2 separate regions of the Homo sapiens genome follow, and region 1 is linked to region 2. Evidence: read pairs that join two places in POLR2A ChIA-PET (ENCODE). Cell type or tissue: MCF 10A. All regions are shown on one strand.

The links. Peaks named below come from ENCODE experiments on the same cell type or tissue, not always from the same donor. Only the 100,000 strongest peaks of a DNase experiment are listed, where the experiment ranks them.
Region 1: POLR2A ChIA-PET joins it to region 2 with 17 read pairs; 7 of 35 experiments call an interaction of 5 or more read pairs at or near these places.

The regions. Positions count from the first base shown.
Region 1 is chr2:70,566,696-70,574,695 of GRCh38, reverse strand. LOC124907824 (a long non-coding RNA gene) reads right to left here. Exons shown (of 2, transcript XR_007086906.1): 2 at 4,290-5,216. Among named protein-coding and RNA genes, the nearest start is that of TGFA, 17 kb to the right of the region's middle. RefSeq lists an enhancer at 4,546-5,745. In MCF 10A, no CTCF peak of the experiment used is centred here; DNase peaks (open chromatin) are centred at 4,435 and 4,935.
Region 2 is chr2:70,325,124-70,333,123 of GRCh38, reverse strand. No RefSeq gene overlaps it. Among named protein-coding and RNA genes, the nearest start is that of FAM136A, 27 kb to the right of the region's middle. RefSeq lists a silencer at 3,013-3,307. In MCF 10A, no CTCF peak of the experiment used is centred here; DNase peaks (open chromatin) are centred at 3,173 and 3,983.

The sequences.
Region 1 (8,000 bases), 240 kb before region 2:
TATCCATGCTTTTGTGGTATCAGTAGTTTGTTGTTTTTATTGTTGAGTATTCTGTTGTGTAAATATACCATAATTTATTGCCCATTCTTCTGTTTATGAACATTTTCATTATTTCCAGCTTGGGGATGTTATTAATTAAGGCGCTGTGAACATTGTTGTATATACCTTTTGGTGAACATATGAACTCTTTTCTAGTGGGTATATACCTAGCAGTGAAATATCTGGGTCATAAGGTAGAACTATATTTAGCTTAATGGATATTGCCAAACAATTTTCCAAATCGGTCACACTGTTTTATACTACCATCCGCAATATATAAAGGTTCCAATTTCTCCACATCACTGCCAATGCTTACTCTTGTTAGTTTTGATTTTAGCCATTCTGATGAGTGTATGGTGGTTTCTCATTGTGGTTTCAATTCCTATTTCCTGATGAATAATAATATTGAAAACTTGATATATGCTTATTAGCTATTTAGACACTCTCTTTTATAAAGTGACTGTTTAAGGGTTTTGTGAACATCTTTATTGGGTTGTTTGTTGTCTTTTTCTTCTTACTTTTTGGCATTCTTTTACATACTGTATACAAGTCCTTTTGTCAGATATGGTTTGTGAAAACTTCTCCCATTTTGTCACTTACCTTCTCACTCTCTTCTGATAAGTAGTATCTTCTGATAAACTGAAGTTCTTAATTTTAATGAAATCCAATGTATCATTTTTTAAAGCTTGTGGTTAGCTCTTTTTGTATCCTGATTAAGAAATTCTGTGTATTCCAAGGTCCCTGTTCTGGCTTCTCTTGCTGCCTAACAACCAATTTCAAAACAGTGATTGAAAACAACAACAGTCATTTATTATCTCTCAGGGTTTCTGTGGGAAGGAATTTGGGAAGGGCTTAGCTCTATGCTTCTGGGGTCTCTCATGCAGTTGCAGTTGGATGATGGCTGGAGCTGGAACAGCAAGGAACTAGAGCAGCTAGGGGCTGGCCAGGCATTCATATCATCTTCTTTTTGTGTAGTCTTGGGACCTCTCCATGTGATCCCTCCAGATAGGCTGACTTTGGGCTTCCTCACGTCATGGTGCCTCAGTTCAGCTGAACTGCTTACGTGACAGTTGAAGTCTAAAACAATGGCTATTCCTGTAATCCAGGTTGAAGCTGAATTGCCATTTATCACCTGCCGAGGAAGCCATGAAGCATATAAGCCTATCTAGATTCAAAGAGAGAAAAAGTAAACTTCTATTGATGGGGCAGTGGCAAAGCCATATTGTAGAAGAATATTTGGGATTTGGATTGGGATTACAATAGAATTTAGTGAGGATTGACGTCTTAACAATATTGTATGCTTTGATCCACAAACATGGTATATTCCTCCATTTATTTTGGTCTTTTAAACATTTTCCCTTCAGTGTTTTATAGTTTTCAATGTAGAGATCTTAAACATATTCTATTGTATTTATTCTTTAATATTTGATGATTTTATGTTGTATATAGTATTTTTACTTCATTTAAAATTATTTATTGCTAGTACATAGAAATTAATTGACCTTGTATTCTGCATCCTTGCTCAGGTCACTTATTAATCTTAATTATTTGTACATTCTGTTGAATTTTATACATATGCATCCCCTTTTCAGACCTGAAGTACAAGTTGACATGCATGAGTCCAGACCAATTTTCAGTTTCTAGCAGACATGCACCAAATAACATTTTCATTCTACTGAGGTAGCACATTCCCCATCTGGTTCTCTATTCTTGTGACCCACAGAGTCACCTGCAAAACTGCAATTGATAGAGTGTCCTGCTATTAGGAATCTTCCTGTCTCCACCCTTGCCTGTAGTGTTTAGCTTGTAAAGTTAAAGTTACACCTCCCAAGATACAGTACAAATTGCTGGTTCTCCTTCTTCCTACCCCTCCCCCACGTATACACACACTTCCTGGCCAGTTATTTCCTGGGAGGTGCTATCTCCAAATAGATGTAGTACTGGCATCCTCAAAAAGCAGGACTTCCATGGCACATGGGTGCCCGCTTAGTGTTCTGGTTGGTACAGACCGTGAATCTCTGTGTCTCTAAGAAAATAGGGGCAGCTGGCTTCCCACTGACTTCTATTACATGAGGCATAATTTGGATGGGTTTGTATCAATCCTATGTTTCTTGCCTTGTAATTAAGAACAATGCTTCCAAGAATCTGGGTAAGACTTTGATTGGGTCAAGTTTCTGGTGCTTGTTTTGAGTTCTTGTCTTTCTCTTTGTTTTCAAAGATATCACAGGAAAGTTGGGAGAGGCTGCCTGAGACATTTCTAGCCAAATGACATTTAAAGCCAGAAGTTATTTCTTTGTGGCCACCTATTTTTATATATGTGTTTAGATCTGTCATTAGGGGAAGAGGCAAAATGCCAGAAATCTGCCAAATAGGATTGTTTTTGGTTGACCAGAATGACATAAAGAAATAGAATCCATACACTAGAAAATGTTATTATCTTGTCACTTATAATGACATATTTATACAAGACCTGTTTTTCTGTATATATCAGACATCATTGCATTGATTTCAGCATGAAGGGATCCCCTTTCCTGCCTCTCCTCCACTCCCCCTCTTGCCAGGTCATCTTTTCTGACCATAGGACACTGTGCTAGCATCTTCCTCATCAGCTGAGACCTCCTAGAGTGCAGATCTTTTCGTAGTATGTTCTTTGCAAAGTGAACACTCCAGTCTCAGCTGCTCATTTCTCAACCTGTTTCCTGAGTTTATTCTTGTAAAACTATTTGATCAGGCAGTTAAATCTGGAAAAACACAAGAGAAAAGGGTGATATGGTAGGACCACGAGAGGTGGAAGGTGAACACTTGATTAAGAAATCTAATCCATAGTGTGTGAGGCCGACTCCTTGTTGTCTTCTTACCTTTTTAAAAAAAAAAACAACAACCTGTTTTTCAAAAGTGATGCTGTCATATCCTGAGAGTGACGCTGTAGGAAAAAAAAAATTTAAAAATAAAAACAAAACAAAACAAAGCTAAGCTTTCAGACTTGCAGGGCTAACATAGACTAGTTCCCAAAGACATGTGGGGTAGTGGTGGTTTTATGACTTTGTTTTGGTCAAAGGTTCCAACAAAAGGGCTTGGGATTATTGGAAGATTTAAGGAGTTTCAAGGATTAGTTCACTCATTCATTGAATGAATATTGATTGAGAATCAAGCACCTTCTGGACTTTGTGCTAGGTATATACACTTCTAACAGAGGAAGGTAGACATGAAAACTAACAATTTTGGAAGTCCTTATGTAATTATACTTGTGCTATGGGCATAATAGTTATAAATTTAGATGAAAGAAAAGACCTTTTAAATCTGGCTTGAAAAATTAAATCTGGCTTGAGAAGCCCAGGCTGTTGATGTTCATCCATTGATCCCTGCTATTCCTGGGTGATGTCATCCAGGAAAATGAGATAGAGCCCTATTCCTCAGACTGGGTGGCTCCCACAGGGGCTGGCCTCTGTGGAGGAGCCCCTCCTTCTATGCTTGACTATGGCAAGCCCCCATTGAGGGACCCAAGTTCACAGGCTTAGTGTCTGGACTTCACAGCACCTTAGCAGCTCTCCATCAGAGGCCTTATCACTGCTGGGAAGATGGTGCTGTGTGGTTGAGCTCACAAAATCAGCGACTTTCTTCTCTAAGCCCAATCCCCATGGTTCCAATGCCCAGCTTGATTCCCACTTCCACCTAGGAGGCACACAGCCTCCACATCCTTCTGGGGATCCTTCCACTGACCACCCCAAGATGCCTGCAAGGCCAAGAGAATCCAGTGAGAGGTATATTGGGGTGGACGGGCATCCATACCTGCATTGTGGGATCAGACAAAACACGCTGAGATGGGGACAAAGGAAGTGCTATGAGTGCCACTGAGAGGTCTATAGGGCAGTATCAGAGTCCATGGGTGGCCCTGACCATGTTTGAGGAATCAAGGGGGCCCCTGAAAAGGTGAGGTTTTGGCTGAGCCCTTAAAGGCAACTAGGAGTTAACAGGAGTCATTTAAACTTGGAAGCATGGAAGGTTGTTTGTGTGTGTGTGTGTGCGTGCTTCTGAGAATATGAGAATGCAGTAAGTGTGGGAATAATTCTAATAGAATTAGAAGGAGGGCATTTTGATTGGGAGCATAGCTGGTGAGTAGGGTTGCCTCAACCAAGTCTCATGTCTAGATATCTCTTATCTTCCTGGGACTTCCAGAGACATACCCGAGGGCACAGTACTGGTTCTGACTGCCCAGCTGAATTCTGCAAGAGCCAGGGAACTCAGAGATGTCTCCCAAATTTTACATTGTTTATTATGATCTCCTGGGGTAAATCATTAAACATGTTCCAGGTTCTTCCTTATACTAACTACAAATTCCTTCAAATCATTCACACCACCATGCATGTGAGAACATGTTTGGTGTCAAGATTCCCGTACCTGAAAGCGGCAAGGGTAGAGCCCCGCCCACAGGATGCGTACTCGGCATTCCTCATTCTCTTAGTCACTAGGTTCTCTACCCAGCTCCTATGTAGCTTCTTTCAGCTGTAATGTTTTCAAACAGTTTTTAAAAACTTGTCCCTTTCTTCTCCTTTCCCCCAAGTTTTTAAAGTAATACATGGGCAAAGCCAGCTTTCTTTTCAGGATCAAAATACAGAACAAATGAAAAAATTTATGGTATTTAACCTTCCCAAGTTTGAGCCTTCACAAAGAACGCAGCCAAGTTTTATATTTGTAACAGCTCTTCTACGTACACTTTGCCTTCTCTAACTTGGTTCCAAGCTTTATCTTCATTCCCAATTATGCCAATTCCATTTTTATTTAAAAAGAAAAAGCCTTCCCAGTTGTTATTAGAAACTACTATTTAGCTTCCCCTCTCTGCTACCTAGCAAACCACAGAGAGGAGTGTCCTAGGATTAGCCAGTCCTATGTGATTCATGGGGCCGCTTAGTCCTTATATGAACCTGACCGCTAACATGTCTGTTTTATTGTGGCAATGACTCTCAACTGTTATCCTGTGTGAGAAATAGGAGATTCCCTTCTTTTTCAAGCAGTGGTACATAAAGTAGCAGTCTCATCAGTTGAGCTGGCAGGGGACATCCAAGAGATCCGTGAGCGCTCCGAGATCTGAATAATGAACATCACAACACAACTGGGTCTTTAATTCCTCTTTGCCAGGGGTCCTGGTTGTGGGGATGTCCTTCCCTGAAGAGCCGGTCCTACAAGACAGAAGTGATGACTTTTCTTTAGCTCATGGCAGGTGTGATGGGAAGAAGAAATGTCTGCTGGGCCCACTCTGTGCCAGGCCCTGGATCTCAAGTTCAGAAGGCCAGGGTTCAAATTCTCACCTTGACGTTTCCTGGCTGTGTGACCCTAGACAAGTCACCTAGTTTCCGTGAGTCTCAGTTTTCACATCTTTAAATTGGGGATAACATTAGTAGCTTCACCTCCTAGGGTTGGTGTAAGGATCAAACAGATAATTATTCAGAAGCCCTTTGTAAGTGGCACCATGAGAAGGAAAATTTGGTTATCTCATTCGGTGTGATCCAACAGTAATATCAGGGGATCTATCCTACCCAGGAGTCTCATCCAGGGGAATCCCAAAGTCCTGCCCAACTGGAGAAGCAGGTTACTCACCTGACTTGTGTCTGGCATCAGGAAGAGGCTGATGGCCAGATCTTTAGTGATATCTAAGTCAAGGACCAGGCGGGCACATTTTTCTCAGATCTGAGGTGCAGTTTCAGAGCATAGGTGAAGGCTGTGTCATGGGCAAGAACTGGATTATGCTGAGTTACTTACTACTATATTTGCAAACATACATTGTCAAGTTTATAAAAATGCTTGCAAGAAAACACACACACACACACACACACACACACACACACACACACTAGAGGTCCAGTTATCTAACAGTAAGAAATAAAATGGCAGGATAAAACACCTTTCAGATCAGCACAGAAGTCAAAGGATTGTTGTTAATTTAAAATACAAGCACACACAGTGGGAAAAAAGTTAAGTGAATTACATCTGAATAAGGTCAACTAGATTTAGGTTTTTAATTAAAACAAGAAAAAACGACAACATAAAGATCTCTTAAAATCAATGACGTTAACATTAAATAAAAAATCTTATGATGCTTACTTTCTCCTATTGCTGGTAAACAGAGAGAGAAAGTGAGAAATAGGAAGAGAGAGAGGACAAGAGGGAAGGGAAAATGTGATAGGAGAGCAAGGCCAAGTGGGGTGGCAAGGAGAGAGACGATACAGCCCAGGGAAAGGAAGCAACAAAAGGTTCTTTTTTTCTTTTTCTTTTCTTTTTTTTTTTCTTGAGACGGACTCTTGCTCTGTCACCAGACTAGAGTGCAGTGGCACCATCTCAGCTCACTACAACCTGTGCCTCCTGGATTCAAGGGATTCTCCTGCCTCAGCCTCCCGAGTAGCTGGGACTACAGGTGCCCACCACCACACCCAGCTAATTTTTGTATTTTTAGTAGAGACGGGGTTTCACCATGTTGGCCAGGATGTTCTTGATCTTTTGACCTCGTGATCCACCTGCCTCGGCCTCCCAAAGTGCTGACAGGTGTGAGCCACCGCGCCTGGCCAACGAAAGGTTCTAAAGTGAGCGTGAAGCCCAACAAACGGCTCCTGTCCCCTGAAGCATCAATCGTCAAATAAATTACTGACTTTAAGACTCTTGGTTTTCCAACAGTTTCTCAGAGCAATCACTTCTGCTCTCAACATCGCTCATCTACCTGTGGGGGAATAAACGCTTGTTCTCATCGGAATTCGGAAAACGTGATGTGTAAAGAAATGACATATGTTTAGGGGATTTTCTTTGTGTGATCTTGGCTATATCTTAAAATCTGTTGGTTCACAGTGGGTCCTCAAATAATGTTTTGTTCACTATCGTTTTGTTGTAATGTTGATGAGAAAAAAAAATCAATTCCTGGCTGGAGCCACTGTCTGAGTGGAGTCTGCATATTCTCCCTGTGTCCGTGTGGGCTTTCTCCAGGCTCTCCAGTTCCTTCCCACATCCCAGAGATGTGCATGTCAGGTTCCTTGTTGTGTCTACAGGGCCCCAGTGAGTGAGTGCGGGTGTGTGTATGAGCGCCCTACGGTGGGCCGGTGCCCTGTCCAGGGCTGGTTCCTGCCTGGTGCTCTGAGCTGCCAGGGTAGGTTCCAGCCACCCCTTCCGCTGAACTGGAATAAGTGGGTAAATAATAATCTTACTTGTTTTTATTCATCTTTCTTAAATGTCAGTATAGCTCACATTTATTTCAATGTTTAATACTAGAAGTGTTTTAGTCTTTATTCAGAAGTTTGGTGATGTTTTTGTAACCAGAAATATGCCGTAAGAACTTAACTCTTGTTTATGTCAATTAGCCTATGGTAAAACTGGTTTTGTTATACATTGCAATTTCCAAGAACCCATCAATGATGTTAAATGAGGATTTACTACACTTTTCCTTTCTGCATTCCTGCTGGTGGCCAGTAGAAACTCAAGATAAAAAGAAGTGGGAAGGCCCTGCCATGGTGCTCGTGATTCCACTCCTTGTGTCAGACCTTTGGAGATTCAACTCTGCATAGCACCCCCAAAAGGGCAGACTGAGTATATGACTCAAAGTTCTCCAGAGAAACAAGAACAATAGGGGCTATGAAGATACAGAGAAAGAGATTTATTAGGAGGGCTTGGCTCACACCATTACTGAAGCTAAGAAGTCCCAAATCTGCCATCCCAGCTAAGCCAGTGATGTAGTTCCAGTCCAAGCCTTAAGGGCTGAGAACGAGGGGAGCCAAGGTTGTAAGTCCCAGTCTCAGTTCAAAGATTCAAGAAGTGAGGGCCAATGGTGTAAGCCCCCGTTCATGTCTGAGGACCCAAGAACCAGGAATGCTGATGTCCAAGACCAGGAGAAGGTGGATGTCTCAGCTCAATCAGAAGAAATTTGCCCTTCCTCCACCTTTTAATTCTATTCAGGCCCTGCTTGGGTAGGGTGATACCCACTT
Region 2 (8,000 bases):
GCATCCCTGGAGGGAATCTTCTCCAACTGCCCTTTGCCCCATTGAAAATTCAGATGAGAAGAGGAGGCACAACGTGTCCTAGCTGCACACCTCCTGAGGTGAAGAAGAGAGACAGAATTATGGAGAGTGAGATGCTGAGGCCTCTGTACCACACCTGTCTCCCTAGGTGCAGGGCAGATGACCAGGGGCCTCATGCAAGGGACACTGGGCGCCACGAGAATCACGAACACAAACCATTAGCCCATAATCTACCTTTACCTTATTAAAATGATTCCCCCACTCCTACATTTCACGTTGTTTTCCTCCCTCCAGGAAGACTATCAACCCCAAATGATTACGCTTCCCTCCCTTCACACTCCCACCCCACCCATCCCACACTTGGTGCTGCTATGAATACCCCCATTAAAGCTCATTCCTCTGAACTCAGGCTCTGCCCTCTGTTAACAGGTGGCTTTTCTGCAGAAAGAAGTACCCATGGGCCAGGGGCGGTGTTCACACCTGTAATCCCAGCACTTTGGGAGGCTGAGGCGGGTGGATCACCTGAGGTCAGGAGTTCGAGACCAGCCTGACCAATATGGCAAAACCCCGTCTCTACTGAAAATACAAAAAAGTATCCCAGCATGGTGGTGGGTGCCTGTAATCCCAGCTACTGGGGAGGCTGAGGCAGGAAAATCACTTGAACCCAGGAGGCAGGGTTGCAGTGAGCCAAGATCGTGCCACTGCACTACAGCCTGGGCAACAAAGAGCAAAACTCGGCCTCAAAAAAAAAAAAAAAAAAAAAACCCAGGAAGCTGATCCTGTCAAACTAGGCAGAAGGCAAATAGAAACTGTCCCCAGCTCTGGGTGTGGGGCCCTCAGCTGGCAGGACTAGGGGGTCAGTGATGGGTGACCTCACAAGCTAAATCACCTGGGTCAGGGCTGAGTGACCTTGATAAAAGGTACTATGATAGCTCACTTCAGCCTTGAACTCCCAGGTTCAAGCAATCCTCCCACCTCAGCACCAACCCCTGACGGCCAGGTAGCTGGGACTACATGCACATGCCACCATGTTTGGCTAATTTTTATCATAAAGATAACACTTTTTCTTAAAAAAAATGTTCTTTTTGAGACAAAGTCTCACTCTGTTGTCCAGGCTGGAGTGCAGTGGCGCAATCTCAGCTCACTGCAACCTCTGCCTCCTGGGTTCAAGTGATTCTCATGCCTCAGCCTCTCAAGTAGCTGAGATTACACGTGCATACCACCTCGCCTGGCTAATTTTTGCGTTTTTAGCAGAGATGGGGTTTCACCATCTTGGCCAGGCTGGGCTCAAACATCTGACCTCAAGTGATCTCCCCACCTCGGCCTCCCAAAGTGCTGGGATTACAGGCATGAGCCACTGCCCCCAGCCTCTTTTTCTTAAATTATATTATCCATAAATTCAGTGCAATCCCAATCAAAATCACAATTTTTATAAAACTTCATGAACATAAAGCATTAGCCCAGAATCTACCCCATGGGACCCAGGGACTTCAGCCATCAGCACAGGGGGCTCTTTTTCCCATAATGTTCACATTTATCAAAGTAATGCAGTCGTTAAGAAAATAAGGCAAAATATTTTAAAAGTAGAAAGAGGAACACAGTTTCACCCACTTCCACCTTCAAAACAACTTTGCAAACGTGGCAGTGTATCTCCCTTCAAATGTTTATAAAATCTGCAAGTTTGCTCTAACATAGAACAATGCCATCAAATATATTTGGTGGTCCTAAAAGTCACACCGTGAGGACAGGCACCCAGAGCACAGTTGCATTTAGAATAAACTCCAAGCTCCTTCACGCAGCCTGCAGGCCGGTATGGTCTGGCCCTGCCTCTGTTCCCGGTCTCATCTCCCGACCCCACTGGCCTCTCTGCCCCTCAGGCAGACGGTTTTTTCAGTCCTGGAAGGCACCCAGCCCTGTCCATCTTGGTGACCCCAGGTGGGCCATTCTGCTCCTAATGTGCTTTGGGCGCCCCTGCAGCCTGGTTCACATCCTTTCACAATTCAAAGCTTGGTTCTGGGGCCTCTCCTGGCTTCCCCCATCCCCATCTCAGTTAAAGCCCCTCTGTTATTCTCTTTCACAGCCCTCTACCTTTTCTGAATAATACGTCCCCCAATTTATAATGATACACTTTGCTTATCTATTTGGCATCTGTGTCCCCCACTGGAGGGATATGGGCAGGGTGACATGTGTTTTGCTCCTCTCTGGTGCTCCCCTCCTTGGTGTTCTTTTGTTCACATCTCCCTGTTTCATCTGCTCCAGCCCAACTTGTTCCCAGTCCCATCAGCTTCCAACCTCATGGTTCAAATCCAATGTATAGTCTCTCTTTGCAACCCCCAAATAGTGTCTCCAGCTGTGAATTCTGTTTCTCTCCTCTAATAGGGGGCAGTCTCCTCCCTGCTTTTTTTTTTTTTTTTTTTTGCTTCAGCTGGGAGGTGAGCAGCCCCATCTGTTCCCACCCAGGCTGGCCCTAAGCAGCAGTCTCTACACTGCCGCCGAAGAAGTTCCTGCAGACTTCTCCCCGCCCCTAGAATCAAACACATCCACTAACATCAAGCTTGAGCCACAAAGTTCCAGAGGTACCTCTGGGTTGCTGGGAGGAGCAGCAGTAACTTAATGCTGGTGTCTGGGGTGCAGAGGAGAGAGGGCCCCACTCTGAGCTCACAGAGTGCTGGAGGTTCAGGCTGTGGAACACCGGAACACAGATGTTCCCCAGGAGCCTAGATGCCCACTCAAACCTTCTTAGGCACTTTTGAATCTTCTTTTTTTTTTTTCTTTTTGAGACGGAGTCTCGCTCTGTCAACCAGGCTGGAGTGCAGTGGCGCTATCTCGGATCACTGCAAGCTCCGCCTCCCAGGTTCACGCCATTCTCCTGCCTCTGCCTCCCGAGTAGATGGGACTACAGGCGCTCACCACCACGCCCGGCTATTTTTTGTATTTTTAGTAGACACAGAGTTTCACCGTGTTAGCCAGGATGGTCTCGATCTCCTGACCTCGTGATCCGCCCGCCTCGGCCTCCCAAAGTGCTGGGATTACAGGCGTGAGCCACCGCGCCCAGCCGGCACTTTTGAATCTTTACAGGTCCCACCATCTTGGGTGAGGCAAAGTACAGTTTACCTTCATTATTCACAGTAGTTATGTTCTATAAAGCTGGCTGGAGGCCAAGGGCAGTGGCTCACGCCTATAATAGCAGTACTTTGGAAGGCTGAAGTGGAAGGATCATTTGAGGCCGGGAATTTGAAAGCAGCCTGGGCAACATATTGAGACCGCATCTACACAAAAGAAAATTTGTTTTAATTGGGCAGGCATAGTGGCCCATGCCAGTAGTCACAGCTGCTCAGGAAGCTGAAGCAGGAGGATCTCTTGAGCCCAGGAGTTCAAGGTTACCGTGAGCTATGATCACACCACTGCACTCTAGCCTGGGCAACAGAACAAGACTGTCTCTAAAAAAAACAAAAGCTCAACCAAGAGCGTCTCTGATATTTAAATAACGATTGTAGAGAACTTTATAGTTCTTAACACATTTGCATGCATGTGTGTGTGTGTGTGTACACATATATGGCTAAATTAACAGCAGATCCTCAAGACTAACCACAGTAAACAAATTGCCATGATGCCTTTTCCATGAGAACTGCTTTGTACACCCTGGCAATCCATCAGAACAGAAGCCAAAGCCCCAGTGTGCCCTTTTGTACTCTGTACTCCAGCTCACCTGCTGCTTCCCAGCTCACCTGTTTTCCCAAAGTTACAGACAGAGGACAGACAACATTGTTAAACTCTAGAGTGATTCCCATGGGCAGGGCAGGGCAGCGGGAGTGAGTAGGAGGGTGTTTTCTTCAAGTTGAAGGAGAGGAAAGAAAAAATATCCAGCTGTAGCAATCAGATTGTCGGCACCAAAGACAGAGTGACTCAGGGCAGGTCCTTGGCAAGCAGGCACTGAGCCAGGCTGGGCCCACACCCTGGAGAATGAGAATAGCATTCTGTGATCAAAGTGGGAAGGAATGCATCCATTCCGGAAACCAGGTGAGGCAGGGTTGTCATTAAGACAATCTGGGCAGAGCTGTGATTACAGAGGGAGCAAGCTGACGGGATGAAAACGGAAATCCACAGCGCCTGCTCCCTGCTGAGCAGCCCAGCTTGCCCATGCTGCCCTTTGGTCCAGCTAATGTCTCTGGGCAGTGATAAGGCCTTAAGTATCTGTGGATAAAGCACCTGATAGTTAACTAAAAATAATAATAATTTCAAAGTTTTGTTGAGTGAGCTTTAGTATTATATGAACTATCAGTCCTCATTCTTTTTCTCATTAATTAGGATGGATGTTCTAACAAGAGAAATTTTATATAACTAAAGAAGACACTTTTTTTTTTTTTTGAGATGGAGCCTATGTCACCCAGGCTGGAGGGCAATGGCGCGATCTTGGCTCACTGCAACCTCTGCCTCCCGGGTTCAAGCGATTCTCCTGGCTCAGCCTCCCAAGTAGCTGGGACTACAGGCATGCGCCACCACACCTAGCTAATTTTTTTTATTTTTTATTTTTTATTTTTTGAGACCGAGTCTCGCTCTGTCGCCCAGGCTAGAGTGCAGTGGCGCGATCTCGGCTCACTGCAAGCTCCGCCTCCCGGGTTCACGCCATTCTCCTGCCTCAGCCTCCCGAGTAGCTGGGACTACAGGCGCCTGCCACCACACCCAGCTAATTTTTTTGTATTTTTAGTAGAGATGGGTTTCACCGTGTTAGCCAGGATGGTCTCCATCTCCTGACCTCGTGATCCGCCCGCCTCGGCCTCCCAAAGTGGTGGGATTACAGGCGTGAGCCACCGTGCCCGGACTAATTTTTGTATTTTTAATAGAGACGGGGTTTCACCATGTTGGCCAGGCTGGTGTCAAACTCCTGACCTCAAATGATCCGACCACCTCGGCCTCCCAAAGTGCTGGGATTACAGCTGTGAGCAAGAAGACACATTTATTAAAGAAAACTTAGAAACCCCTGTAAACATTCAGAAGAAAATTATAGTCATTTCTAATCCAATCACTCCTATGTGATGACCCTTAACAGTTGTGCTGTGATTCTTCAGATTTTCTTCTAGGCATGTATATATAACATTTGTTTCTTATTTTAAAAATAAATCATGATGCATAAACTATTTTGTTACTTGAGTTTTTTCACTCAATCAAATGTAACATACTTCTTTCTTACCAAAAAAAATTCTCCTACAGTGTGGTTCTTTGTGTCTGTGGGGTACTTCATTGCACGGTCCTTTTGTTAGTTATTTAATCTGTTTCCTGTTCTTACACGTTTAGTTGCTTCCAAACGTGGAATATTATAAATGCTGTACTATACATCCTAGTTCACATATCTTTCCAAACATGTCTGCTTATCTCCCTCCTTCAAGATGAATTGTTGGGTCAAGGAGTTTTCATGTATTTGTGGCTTATGATATTCACTGCTAAATGACCTTGCTCTACAGGCTAGTCGTACCATTTACATCACCACCGTGTAAACGGTCCTTTTTCCTCTCATCCTCGCCTGCAAAAGGTTTTGCCCTGCTAGCCAACGAGTTGAACTGTGTGATAGGAAGAACCGTGATTTGTTTTCTTTTTGATTTCTTAAATGTTTAGTGAAACTGAATATGATTTCATACATGCATTAGTTTCCTCAGGCTGCTCTAACAAAGTGTGACAAGCTGCGTGGCCTAAAACAACAGATATTGATGGTCTCACCTCTGAAGATGGTAGGGAAGGATCTGCTCCCGCCTCTCTCCTGGCTGCAGGTAGCCTCAGCTGTCCCTTGGCTTGCAGGGCTGTCTTCTCTCTGTGCCTCTTCACGTGTCTTCCCTCTGTGCCTGTCTGCCTCTGTCCAAATGTCCCCACTCTATAAGGACACCCAGTCACAATGGATTAGAGACCACTCTATGACCTCAGTTTAACTAGAATATAAATTAATCCAAGTGTACAGGCCCTATTTCCAAATAAGATCACAGTCTGAAGTACTAGGGGTTGGGACTTCAACATATCTTTTTAGGAGGACAAAGCCTTCTCCAACGATATGCTTATTAGCCATTCCTATTTCTTTTTCCTTTGGTGAATTGCCCACTTCTCTTTTTTTTTTTTTTTTCTTTGAGACTGAGTCTTGCTCTGTCACCAGGCTGGAGTGCAGTGGCTCGATCTCTGTTCACTGCAACCCTGCAACCTCCACCTTCAGGTTCAAGCAATTCTCCTGCCTTGGCCTCTCAAGTAGCTGGGACTTCAGGCTCATGCCAGCACGCCCAGCTAATTTTTTTTTTTTTTTTTTTTTTTGTATTTTTAGTAGAGACGGGGTTTCACCATGTTAGCCAGGATGGTCTTGATCTCTTGACCTGGTGATCCGCCCGCCTCAGCCTCCCAAAGTGCTGGGATTACAGGTGTGAGCCACCTTGCCCGGCTAAATTGCCCACTTTTCTATTGAGTTTTTTGCCTTTTTCTTTAATTGGTAGAAACACTTTGTTATCATTCTTTTATCAGACACATATGTTACAAATGTTTTCCCAGTTTGTGAAGAACAAGGGTTTTTTAATTTTTGCATATCCATATTTTTCTGTTTTATTTCTCTCCTTTATGTCCTACTTAGAATCATCCTGCCTCAAGATTATAAGAACAGTTTTGCCTGTGTTTCCCCTAGCACTTTTTTGTTATGTTTCTAAATTTCAAATCTGGAGTTTATTTTGACATGAGACTTAGATCACTTTTTCCCCAAATGGCCAGCCAGTTGTTCTAATATGTTGATTGAGTGACTCCTCTTTTTCCTTGGTGATTTGAAGCCATCTTTATCTTTTATTAAATCCCTATATATATATTTGAATCTATTGTGAGCTCGTTATTCATTTGTAAATATTTTTCTCTATGTCTATTGCCATACTATACTTTATAATACATTTTAATATTTAAGGTAGATATTCTTTATCATATTCAAGGAAAACTTTCCATCCTTAATTTATTAGGTAATTTCGCCAAAACACATTTGTATCAAATGCCTTCTTACCATATCTGTAGATAATGACGTCATTTTTCTCATTTATTTATTCAACAAATATGTCTTGAACACCAACTATGTACCAGGCCCTACGCTGAGTACTAAATACAACAGTGAGCAAAATAGACATGGTCCCTGCCTTCATGATGCTTATTGCAATCTAGTGGAGGACACAGATGTTAGTCAAATAATCCCATAAAAAAGGTAAAAGTACGGCCGGGCGTGGTGGCTCACGCCTGTAATCCCAGCACTTTGGGAGGCCAAGGCGGGTAGATCACCTGAGGTCAGGAGTTCAAGACCAGCCTGACAACATGGAGAAACCCCGTCTTTACTAAAAATATAAAATCAGCCGGGCGTGGTGGCTCACACCTGTAATCCCAGCAGTTTGGGCAGCCAAGGCAGGCAGATCACTAAGTCAAGAGATCGAGACCATCCTGGCCAACATGGTGAAACCCTGTCTCTACTAAAAATACAAAAATTAGCTGGGCATGGTGGTGTGCGCCTGTAGTCCCAGCTACTCAGGAGTCTGAGGCAGGAGAATTGCTTGAACCCAGGAGGCAGAGGTTACAGTGAGCCGAGATCATAACACTGCAATCCAGCCTGGCGACAGAGCAAGACTCCATCTAAAATATATATATATATATATATATATATATATATATAAATCAGCTGGGCATGGTGGTGCATGCCTGTAATCCCAGCTACTCGAGAGGCTGAGGCAGAAGAATCGCTTGAACCCAGGAGGCAGAGGTTGCAGTGAGCCGAGATCGCACCATTGCACTCCAGCCCGGGCAACAAAAGGGAAACTCCATCTCAAAAAAATAAATAAATAAAAAATAAAAGTACACCACAACTGGTGCTGGGAAGAAAAGGATTACAATACTTAATCTGTGGTCCATGCACCAGCAGCCTGGGCTCCACCTGGGAGCTTGTTAGAAACACAGCATCTCCAGACCTTCTGAACCAGAATCTGCACCTT